3 separate regions of the Homo sapiens genome follow, and regions 1 and 2 are each linked to region 3. Evidence: chromatin contacts called from ENCODE Hi-C or POLR2A ChIA-PET data. All regions are on one chromosome and are shown on one strand. Each heading gives the region's core, a stretch centred on a gene start or an enhancer-like site at or near the end of the contact. The rest is flanking DNA. Distances are from core to core; before and after follow the strand shown.

Region 1 (3,611 bases), core at 107-2,606, 430 kb after region 3:
TGCAGGCTTTTGTTAATAGGGCACTCTAGAAGGAGTTAAGATGAGATTCAAGTGTTGGTACCAGCAATGCCAATAATTCCCCATGTGACTTTGAGGAAAGCTCTCGAGTTTTCTGAGTCCTCTCAACCATAAGACAAAGGGATTGGAAGAGGGTATAGTGATTTTCAAGGGCAGTGGCAATTTTGTCCCTCAGGGACACTTTGTAATATCTAAAAACATTCTTGCCTTCATTTGCCACTGATAACTTGCAGGAGTGTGCTATTGACTTCTAGTAGGTAGAGCCCACGGATGGTACTAAACATCCCACAATGCACAAAACAACTCTTCCCCCTCCACCCCACCCACACACACAACAAAGAATTATCCAGTCCAAAATGTCAATAATGCTTAGATTGAGAAACCATGGACTAAGGTTTGAGGAGCTAATGTACCAATTATCTCCTCAATTTCTAAGAACTTGAATTTTTTTATTCATTTCATGAATTCATTTGGATTCATTTAATTAAAATCCAACTCATTTCTCCTCTGTGAATCATAGATTCCTTTTTTATAAAACAAGAGGATTAAACAATATAATCCCAGAGATTCTTTCCAGCTTTAAAAAGTTCAAGCGTATGATTAATAGGGTAATATTAAAAATAAATGTTGTGCTATTAATTCCAAGATAACACGAGTCATTTTTATACTTTTGTCTCATTAACTAGTGCTGCCCAACTCCCTCATCCTCACAGGGCAAAGTTTGTAAATTTGAAGTTCATGGCCTGAACTCAGCCTGCAGATGTGTTTTGTTTGGCCAATAGAGTGTATTAGAACTTTGAGAGTTAGTGGCCAACATTTAAAAGACTGGATATTTCCAATCAACATCCACATTTCCAGATTTTTTTTTTTTTAAATCATAAGATCTAGCAACTCTGGACTTGATTCTTGCATGGCAATGGCTAGCTGAGGCTGAATAAAGCTATTTCTTTAGATGAGGCCTAGTTCTCCTTTAACCAGACTTCATAGCTCACAAATTTGAACTATACCTGGCCATCTTCATTTATTTATATGACTTCTGTCCCTACCTGCCTGGCTCCTCAAGGTAGCTGAATTTGCTCCTCCTGTCCTAGAATTCTCCATGTGCTCATGGAATGCCCAGAAATGCACACGGTGGGCACTTAGAATTGTGGAATTTTAGAATAAATGAAATACATGTTAAACCCTGCAATTGAGTCTAAGTAAACAAGAGGATAGGAACAGGATGAGGAGAACAGTCTTTGCAGCAGCTTGTAAAAACATCTTAAGAGTTTTAACGGACAGTATGAGGCAATGGTGTTCTGTGCCTGCCAACTAGCTAATGTGATCCCTGGCTATATTATTAAGAGTGCAACATTCTGATGGGACATAGGGCAGTCCTGCTCTTCTCTCTGCTGCTCAGATGCATTTGACTCATCATGATTATTTCTTGGCACTACACTTGAAGTGAAGTGATTTTAACAAGGAGTTGAACAATGAATTGGTGAGATGGCTTAGAATCTCTTCACTGGAGTGAGATTTGAAGAAGCTGGGGCCACTGATTCTGGAGAAGAGAGGGCTCATGAGGCACAGGTGAAACTTTTCAAATGTTAGCATAGGTGTCCTGAGGAGGAGGTACAGATAAGCACCATGACCTTCAACACACGCTTCCACCCCTCTCTTTGAGCTTCAGTTTTCTCATTTTTATAATAAGGGGATTTGATTTTTAATCCCCTGAATAAAAATTAATCTTGAATAAAGCTATATAGCTACGCAAAATAAATGAATTTACAGCTGCTTTGGTTGGGGGGTTTAGGAGGCCTAGAGCCTCGACTACTTAGCTCTTCTTTTCAGCCCTACAAGTTTCACAACTGAGAGAGCTCTCCAGAGCCATGGAGTTTGAAAAACCCTGATCTAGATTTCTAAAATTGCTACTAATTCCAAAGCTTTTATATATCACTCAGCCTGTGTTTTCTGGCTGTGAAACAACAAGGAAGGCTTTTGGAATAAGCTTAGGGATGAGATGCACTATCAAAGGCAGGGATGGGGAATAGAGAGTCCCAGTGAAAGAAACAGTAAGAGTCATGGAGAACTACACAGACTGGCTGAAACCTACTTTGCTTAAAGTGAGTCAATCCCCACTCCATGACAACTGTCTACTAACAAATGATGATGGCAGCTTTGTCTTTGTTTCTTTAGATGCTTTTGAAGTCTGGCTCTTGTCGACAGTGTGGTTTTCTCTTTAACACCAAGTCCACCTCCCCACCCCCTTGCATTTTGTGGTTGTCATGCAGTTTGAGGATTACCCCAGTGCAGGAGGTGGGTCCCCATTGGGTTAAGCAGTCATGGTGATCCATCTTTCTTCACAGTGATTGGTTCAGGAGCCCAGGCCCCAGCCAATCAAAGTGTTTAGAATCCCTGTAATGAGGATTGTTAAGGAATGAATGTATCACCCAGCTTGGGCAATGAGAGCTGCAAGGGGATGTTGGCTGAGGCACCCTTTAGGAAACGTTTCTTCATTTGTAAGAAAGAAGCAAATGAAGAGATAGTTTCTGTCTTCCTCTGGATATTGGAATGTGGTCATGTGTGCACTAATGGCCTAGAGTTGCTGCAGCCATTTTAGTGATAGCCTGAATAGAAAGTTGGCCTGTGGAGAAAGACTGAGTCAAAAGAACTTCAGGACAGTGGAGCCGTCAAATCTGAAACCTGCTGACCTTCTGGACTCGTAGGCATGTAAGCCAATAACTTCCCTTCTTTCCTCATTATCTTAGCCAGTTTCATTTAGGTTTTCTGCTTCTTTAAGCTTAATGAATCTCAACTGATACACCAGCTCTTCCAAGCCAGAAAGGTTTCCTTTCGATGACGGTGCATGGGAGTAGTGAGTCATGTTGAAGAATGGATCAGACACATCTTATGTCCCACCTCAGAGTCTCTTGGCCTTACCTGCCTTTTGAATCCCAGATTGCTTATTCTACCCCAGCTGCTGCAGCAGTCTGATTCTGTGATAACTCACAGTGTTAAACTTCCTAAGGCCAACCAACATCACTCCTGAAATCAATAGTGGCTCACAACACTTTTGGACTCATACAAAGACCAAGCTGCGGGCACGAGACCTGGCTTCCTGAGCAGCTGCTATAGGAGCCAGGTGATGCAACTTAGGATTGTGGGGGAGTTAAATCTCTGGAAGGTAAAGTTTGAGCAATGGAATTTAGGAGATGTGAAGGAGCTGGCAGACACATTTCCATTCCTCCATGCAATAGACTGAACCAAGGAGCATGTTCCTCCCGGAACAGCCCATGTGGAAATATCTCATATAGGTAGACTGATGCCCCTGCTGAAATGCAACACCTTACGTTTATAGTTCTGCTTCAAACTGCCTCGCTTCCCTTTTCGCTCAATTTTGCAGCCATAAAAACATACCTCCTAAATAAAGCATTAGCATTCAATACTTACCTCAGGCTCTGTTTCTAGGAAAGCCATTAAGCTAGAAAGGAAAAGATCAAAGAAGAAATAAATGGTGGAGAATTAGACTATTGCCTGGGTGTGGTTTTGGTATTTAGCAAATCAATCTTAGATTAACAATCTGGGTGGAATGCACACCATATAGTATATACTGG
Region 2 (3,690 bases), core at 1,089-3,588, 320 kb after region 3:
AAATATTTACTTTAAAACCCTTAACCATCACTCAAGACCTCATCCACTCCAGGCTCACACTGGGGAGCAGGGTTTTCATTTCTCTCCACCTATCCTTACCTCACAGTACTGGCTGAGGGATGTGGTCTTTCCAAAGGATCTTGGAAGGTAAACAGTCCATTCGCCCCTCTGGATGCTTGAGGTTCCCTTTTGGAATCAAACGGAGCCATCCGAAGATCAGTGAACTGTGCAGAATCAAGCTGCGTTGTGTCTTCATGGCCTCTGTCCCTCATTGGGACACCATTGTGAATATTGTTGACTATATCACACAGTGCCTCCTGTGTGAAGCCCATGGAAGAAATTCTTTTAGAATTATCCTGGGGAAATAATTATGGATTGGCTCTCCTTTGTGCTTTGGCTGCCAGGAAACTGGAAGTCACACTTGAAACTGTACCATCGCAGCAAGTGAGACTTTATGGTCTGGGCTTTTGGGCTCTGTGTTCTTTCCCCACGTTAATCAATGATTCTTATGTATATTTTCTCTCATTCTCACTCTTTATGCTAATGAACCCAGTCATAGGATATAATTGAAATAAGAAATAAAGTGTCCGGTATTATAGAAGTTAATTTGTGAAGTAATAACACTTATTGAGTAATTGCTATGTGTGAGGCATTGTTCTAAGTCCCTTACATGCATTTTTCCATTTAATTTTCACACAAACCTTAAGTGGTAGGTGATATTATTGTCCCATTTTTACAGATGAGGAAACTGAGGCATGAAACAATAAGTGATTTGCCCAGTGTTATGCAGCAAGTAATTGCCAAGGTCAGACTTTGATGATGGGATAGTTTGACTCCAGAACCTAACACCTGAACCATTAGGCATTAAGCTTCCCAAGAAACAAGAGAAATGGGCATAGCCTAATTAAACCTTAGGTATCTTGTCTTTGCTTATAAGAGAAATGAGATGTGGTGTAGGTAAGAGGTTGCTAAGGTTGATGTACACATAGGAGCAACTAGAAAAGTGACTAGATCTGAGTGAGGCATCAGGCTCTGGAAGACCCCACTATGTTTCAGTGTGTTCTGGAATGGGGACATCTGTGAGCAGAGCCAGGGATTATTTCAGGTCAGGTAACTTTATCATATATATCCTACCTGCCTCTATAACTTAAGTTTCAGTCAGGCCAATTATTTTCAGTTCCACAGCCCTGCCAGCCAGCACACCCTCTTGCCCTGGGTGTGAATACGCTGCTCCTCTTTCACGTCCAGGCTTAGCCTTGTAACCCAGTCCATTTTTCAGGAAACAGCTCAGAAATCCCAGGGGTGCTTTCTTGGGTTAGATGTCCTGTCACAGTCCCCAAAGTTGCAAGTTGCTGTGTTTTTCTTTTCAACAGCGCTGAATGTACTATTAAAAAGGCCTGTTTATTGCTCTGTTTTCTCTTGTAGAATCTGAGATTCTTGAGGCCATGCAGCATGTTTTATTCTGCATTGCATGTTGGAGTCATTATGTTTGTTTGTGTGCATAGACTCTGCATGAAGATTTGTGAGGCAGAAAATCGTATCTGCTCTGTACTTCTATTTGCATGAATATTCAAATTATCATACAGTGTTATTTTACCGTGTGTGGTCTCACTCAGGCCTCATTGTGAAATAAAATAGTGTATAAACAAGCAAGCAAGCAAATAAACAAATACATGCAACTCAAATTTGCATAGTGCTTTATAGTTGAAATCATTTAATATCAATTATCTCATTGGTTATAACACTCTCATTTTGCATGTGAGGAAAGAGACTGCTCAGGATTGCTCAGCTTATAAGATAATTCAGGGCAGGCTCAAATCCAGAACAGGGGCTTTGGATAACACAGGTCCTGGGCATAAAGCCTGACCTGACCACTTGAGGGCCTCTTTGAAGTTTAATTTTCTCATTTCTAAAATGGGAATAATAATAGAACCTAGGGTAGCAGTGCAGATCCAGAGAGTTATGCTAAGCACAAAAGCTGCATAAATGATTGGTGAATACATTAACATACAATTTAACTCTGTAGAAAACTTCGCAACAAATGCCAGGTTGTAAGAAAGCACTGCAATTCCTTGTGTGTTCCTGACCACTCTCATTCTTCCTCCCAACTTTCTGCTCATTCACTTCCCTCTAGATCTTGCAGTTACTAAAGAGCCTTAGTTTTTGCCACGTGTACATTATTTCATAATTCTTGGCCTTGTTTTCGATTCCCACTCTCCCTGAGCTTGGTCTCCAAGACTTGTTCTTTTGCTGAGTTGGAAAACTTCCTTCTCCTCTTGCACAACTTCTCTGATTCCACAGCTGTGACACTCCACCTGGCAGGGAGCTCTGCTGTGGACACGGAGCTCACTTGGGGGCCTCAGTCAGGAACACAGAGGCCTCACTGCCTTGACGCAGCAGAGAACACCTTCCTCTGATTCTAGGAAATGCATGAGAAGACCTGCATTGTTTCAAAGCCAACATTTTTCAGGCATTGGACAATTTGATGGTGGAGTTCATTTCCCGCTTCCATCTGGCCTGGTTCAATTTGATCTGTCAAGTATCCTTGGGGCCAGACAGATTGCCAGATTGGGTAATTTTCTCAGAAAAGAGCTATAAAGATGAGGGTTTCAGATGTGCTTTCAGCATGAATCACAAGCTGCAGGCACCAAGGCCAATATGGAGCATATGTCCATCAATGAGGATGGGGGCAAAGCAAAGTGGGAAATACATGTGACATCCTTGGGGCTGCCACAGTTTAAAGAAGAGGTCTGCACCTGTGAATTTTTAGTACTTTTAAAAGGTATTTCCATAACCCTTTAGATTGAATTCACCTTGTTGTTCATTCAACAAAGAATTATTGAGCCTTGAAACAGATAGATATGGCCCTGACAGTCTAGTTGGAAACATTGGCCTGTAAAGTGACAAGTAAAATATAGTGTGATGAGGGCTGTAGTGAGGGAAGCCCAGAGAGTTATGAGATGCTGTGTGAAAGGCCCTCCATCCAGACTTGGTGGGGGTCGTGAAGATGGAGGTGACAGGTGGCAGGGAAGACTTGTCAGAGAAGTTTATCACTTAGCTAAGATCTAAAGAATGAAAGGAAATTAGCTAGTTGAAGAATAATCCAGGAAGAGTAATTCAGGGACAAGAAATAATATGTGTAAAACCCTGGAGGTGAGGGAGCATAACATGTTTGAGAAACAAACACAGTTTCTGAGTGGGACTGGGGTGTAGGCAAAGATGAGGTGAAGACAAGAGAGAGATGTGGGCACTCACTCCCAACTTTTTCCCTCTTTTCCCTTTACTAAAATATTTGCCTGAGCAAAATATGCTCAGGAATATACGTGTTAAAAGAGAAATTCCTTACACTCATAGATTTAGAAATTCTTAAAGTTCGAATGGGACTTTAAAAGCTACCCATTCAGAAAGGAGGCTATCTTAAAGGTGAAACATCCATAAATAAAGAGGCAGCTCAGAACGTTCCTGGGTATGGCAGGATTTTGCAGGATTTGGATCCCAGGATTTGGGCTTATTACTAAGCCATTGTATGAGGCCCTAGCAGAGCCAGAGCATGAACTGCTAGGAGGGGTTTGCACGTAATAAACCATACCTGCTGTTCTTATATTAACAATCAGGGTTAGCTGAACTGCAAGTTCAAAAGATTTACCAACAGGCTATCTGGCTACATAATTTCAATAACCCCAACTACTC
Region 3 (3,257 bases), core at 489-2,988:
ACTTACTAACCGGTGCTAACTTGAGCTTAATTCAGTACACAGCAAATCCCGTGCTAGGTACTAGAGAGATGCCGCGGCGCTGATAACCTACACAGTTTGCTAGTCTTTACCATCTGTAACACCAAATCAGGCTGACATAGGCTCATGCCTGTAATCCTAGCACTTTGGGAGGCCGAGGCAGGCGATCATGACGTCAGGAATTTGAGACCAGCCTGACCAACATGGTGAAGCCCCATCTCTACTAAAAATACAAAAATAGCCGTGTGTGGTGGCACGAGCCTGTAATCTCAGCTACTCAGGAGGCTGAGGCAAGAGAATCCTTTGAATCCGGGAGGCGGAGATTGCAGTGAGCCAAGATTGAGGCACTGCACTCCAGCCTGGGCGATAGAGTGAGACGCCATCTCGGGGGAAAAAAAAATAGTTAGAAGCAAAGAGTTGACAGTGAAGTTAATTCTGTGCAGGAATGAAGAAAGTACTCAGAGAGGAGGTGACATTTCAGAGGATACTAAAGCAAGAGAAGCATTTCCCTAACTAGAGGAGGAAAGGGTATGCATTATAGGCAGAGCGTGCAGGAGAGCAGGGGTGTGGAGTGTGAAAGGATTGTACCAGAAAGGGCAATTGTACCAGAAAGGGTTGATGGTGGCTGCATATAAAGTTATCAAAACCCAAAACAAGTCAGTGTAAGAAAGAACATGATTCATATAATGTATCAAAAAGCTACAAATATTTCCATTTCTGAATGCACACAAAGAACCACCTGGAAAAAACATCCATTTATTGTCCACTGTGCCCAGGTCCATGCTAGGCACTATAGAAGATACAAGGGAAGGCCCTTGCCCTGGAAATGTTTATTCTCTATCTGGAAAAAAGATTAACTCACATAAAATAATTAAAAATAAGATGCCAGCCTCTAAGGAAAAATGTTAGATTGTCTGAAACTCAAGCAGAGAGCATTTTGGCTGCCCTGGAATTCCCCATAGTAGTAGAATTACTCTTGGGGCCAAGAGAGGGGTTGCCTGAGACTCCTTCACCCAGAAAAAAGGTAATTGCTAACCCTCACAGAGCACTTCCTATGTACTGGGCACTGTTCTAGGAGCTTATACGGATTAACAAATTAAGTCTTCACAACCACCCTATATGAAAAGGAACAGTTATCTCTAGTTACATACGGGGAAACTGAGGCACAGAGTCACAGGATTGAAATCCAGGAGATGTGGTTCCACAGTCGTGCAGTCTTTTTCATTTTAGTATTCTCAAAATCTAGCGTAGTACCCGGTGTTGGATGTTAAGATCTTAAACAAACAAACAACTTGTTTTCCTTAAAAATTATATTTTCAGGGTAATACAATTCAAGTCACAATAAAGACCTGAAAGCCTCAGGTTTGTAGGTGAGGAAAAATGCATTTTAGCTGTACAGCCCTAACTTTTACTTGACCCAAGGCCAGCAAGAAAATGTTTCTTTTTATTTATATATATTTTTTCTTTGGTGACAATTTGGTGTTTCTGAACGCTAGGGGCTCCCGGTTTCTCTGGTTTGAGAGTAACTTTTCCTTTTAGGACTTTTTTTTTTTTTTTTGAAGGGGGTGGGGGAAAATGTGGCCTTAATTATCCTACGTCTTAGGCAGCTTAAGGAAGGGGCTGTGCTTTCGGAATCCCATCCGAGCCAAGTAAGGAGGTCCCTCTCTCTCTCTCCCCCCACGTCTTCTCTTTTTAAAGGACCTCGTGAAATAAAAGTGCAGAAAACAAACCCAGGCGATCACAGCAGCAGCCGCCGCGGCAGCAGCACCAACAGCAGGAGGAGCAGGAGGAGCCGGAGGAGGAGGAGGAGGAGGAGGCAAAGTTAGAGTTGGGGCTGGCGCTCCGGAGTTGCTGGGCTCAGCGCAGCTCCCATTCATTAAGGAACCAGCTGCGGAGGAAGGTGGCCGAGCGCCCGCGCTGCCCACTCGCTCGCTCGCGCACTCAGACGCGCGCCACAACAGCGCGCCCCAAGCTGCGCAGCTCTGCAAAAGTTTCTGCTCGGGATCTGGCTCTCTTCCCCTTGGACTTTAGAACGATTTAGGGTTGACAGAGGAAAGCAGAGGCGCGCAGGAGGAGCAGAAAACACCACCTTCTGCAGTTGGAGGCAGGCAGCCCCGGCTGCACTCTAGCCGCCGCGCCCGGAGCCGGGGCCGACCCGCCACTATCCGCAGCAGCCTCGGCCAGGAGGCGACCCGGGCGCCTGGGTGTGTGGCTGCTGTTGCGGGACGTCTTCGCGGGGCGGGAGGCTCGCGCCGCAGCCAGCGCCATGCAAAACTACAAGTACGACAAAGCGATCGTCCCGGAGAGCAAGAACGGCGGCAGCCCGGCGCTCAACAACAACCCGAGGAGGAGCGGCAGCAAGCGGGTGCTGCTCATCTGCCTCGACCTCTTCTGCCTCTTCATGGGTGAGCCCAGCCCCGCTGTCCCTCGGCCCCTCGGCCCCTCGTCCCTCGGCGCGCGTCCCAGCCCAGTCCGGGGCCGCGCAGCGCCGCGCCGCGCCGCGCCGTCAGCTCCGGGGGGCCCCCGCAGCCTTCCTGGGGAGCCTTTGCGCCGCCCAGGCCCGAAGCCCCCGCCCTCCCCGATCCCACCGACTTCTTGGCCTGTACTTGAGTGGGTCTGGGCGTGCTTAAGCGTTCGTGGGCAACTGTTAAACCAGCTCAGTAAAAGTCGTCTCCACGTTGGAAGCCCGGGCGGAATCCCGCGGAAGGTGTGGGTTCGTCCTTTTAGCGTAGGGGAAGTTGGTTGAGCCGCGCTCTAGAGCCAGCGTATAGCTAGCTGGTCGCCCTCCATCCGAGTGAAATGGATCGCCCCGAGAGTCGGGCTCCTGCCTGGAGCCGAGCTGCCTTCCCGGCGGCTGTATGTAAACATCCAGCCCTTCCGCCTTTGCTGCCCAGGCTCGCCAGACTGGCTAGCCGGCCTTTTCACTTGCTCCTCTCCTGTAGGTGCTTTCCCCGGGCTTGGTGCTGGGCACGGCTTCAGCAATCACTTGAGTGCCTACTGTGTGCCAGGTGGTAGGCGGCTTCAGGGGCATCAGTTTTAGCTCGCCCACTCTCTGACTCGGTGCAGCAGGGGTGATGAGCCCCATTTCCCTGATGGGCACATTGAGGCACTGGGAAAGCCAGCTGCGATCTTGTTTGGGGACCACAAATTTAATTGCGCCCCCAGAAAGTTGAGGCGATGGTCCACTTCTGTTTTCCAAAGTCGTTGGAAGCCACAGCTGGAAGAGCGGTGGGAGTTAA

What was found. A loop is a pair of places that touch in the nucleus more often than their neighbours do. ChIA-PET counts read pairs that join two places held with the same protein, here RNA polymerase II (POLR2A). Pooled maps may share reads with other maps.
Region 1: a loop to region 3 is called in a map of prostate gland, with 8 times the contacts of the local background. The contact joins the enhancer-like site here to the promoter of PLPP3 in region 3. A Hi-C loop is called at or near these places in 7 of 168 maps with a recorded cell type or tissue (GM12878, OCI-LY7, cardiac septum and 4 more), 14 of 37 single-sample maps with no recorded cell type and 15 of 50 pooled maps. POLR2A ChIA-PET finds 5 or more read pairs at or near these places in 1 of 52 experiments (GM12878).
Region 2: a loop to region 3 is called in a map of heart right ventricle, with 9 times the contacts of the local background. The contact joins the enhancer-like site here to the promoter of PLPP3 in region 3. A Hi-C loop is called at or near these places in 11 of 168 maps with a recorded cell type or tissue (GM12878, aorta, cardiac septum and 6 more), 3 of 37 single-sample maps with no recorded cell type and 19 of 50 pooled maps. POLR2A ChIA-PET finds 5 or more read pairs at or near these places in 2 of 52 experiments (OCI-LY7 and PC-9).

What each region holds. Positions count from the first base shown.
Region 1 is chr1:56,144,381-56,147,991 of GRCh38, reverse strand. No RefSeq gene overlaps it. Among named protein-coding and RNA genes, the nearest start is that of LINC01755, 200 kb to the right of the region's middle. Within about 2 kb of position 1,356, at least 2 of the 41 ENCODE cell types and tissues checked have a DNase peak (open chromatin) inside an H3K27ac peak, as active enhancers do.
Region 2 is chr1:56,254,604-56,258,293 of GRCh38, reverse strand. All of the region lies in intron 1 of LOC124904186 (a long non-coding RNA gene), which reads left to right. Among named protein-coding and RNA genes, the nearest start is that of LINC01767, 160 kb to the left of the region's middle. Within about 2 kb of position 2,338, at least 17 of the 41 ENCODE cell types and tissues checked have a DNase peak (open chromatin) inside an H3K27ac peak, as active enhancers do; they include gastrocnemius medialis, heart left ventricle, heart right ventricle and 1 more, where a contact is called at or near this core.
Region 3 is chr1:56,578,044-56,581,300 of GRCh38, reverse strand. It overlaps PLPP3 (phospholipid phosphatase 3), which reads left to right and starts at 1,738. Exons shown (of 6, transcript NM_003713.5): 1 at 1,738-2,423. The coding sequence starts at 2,285.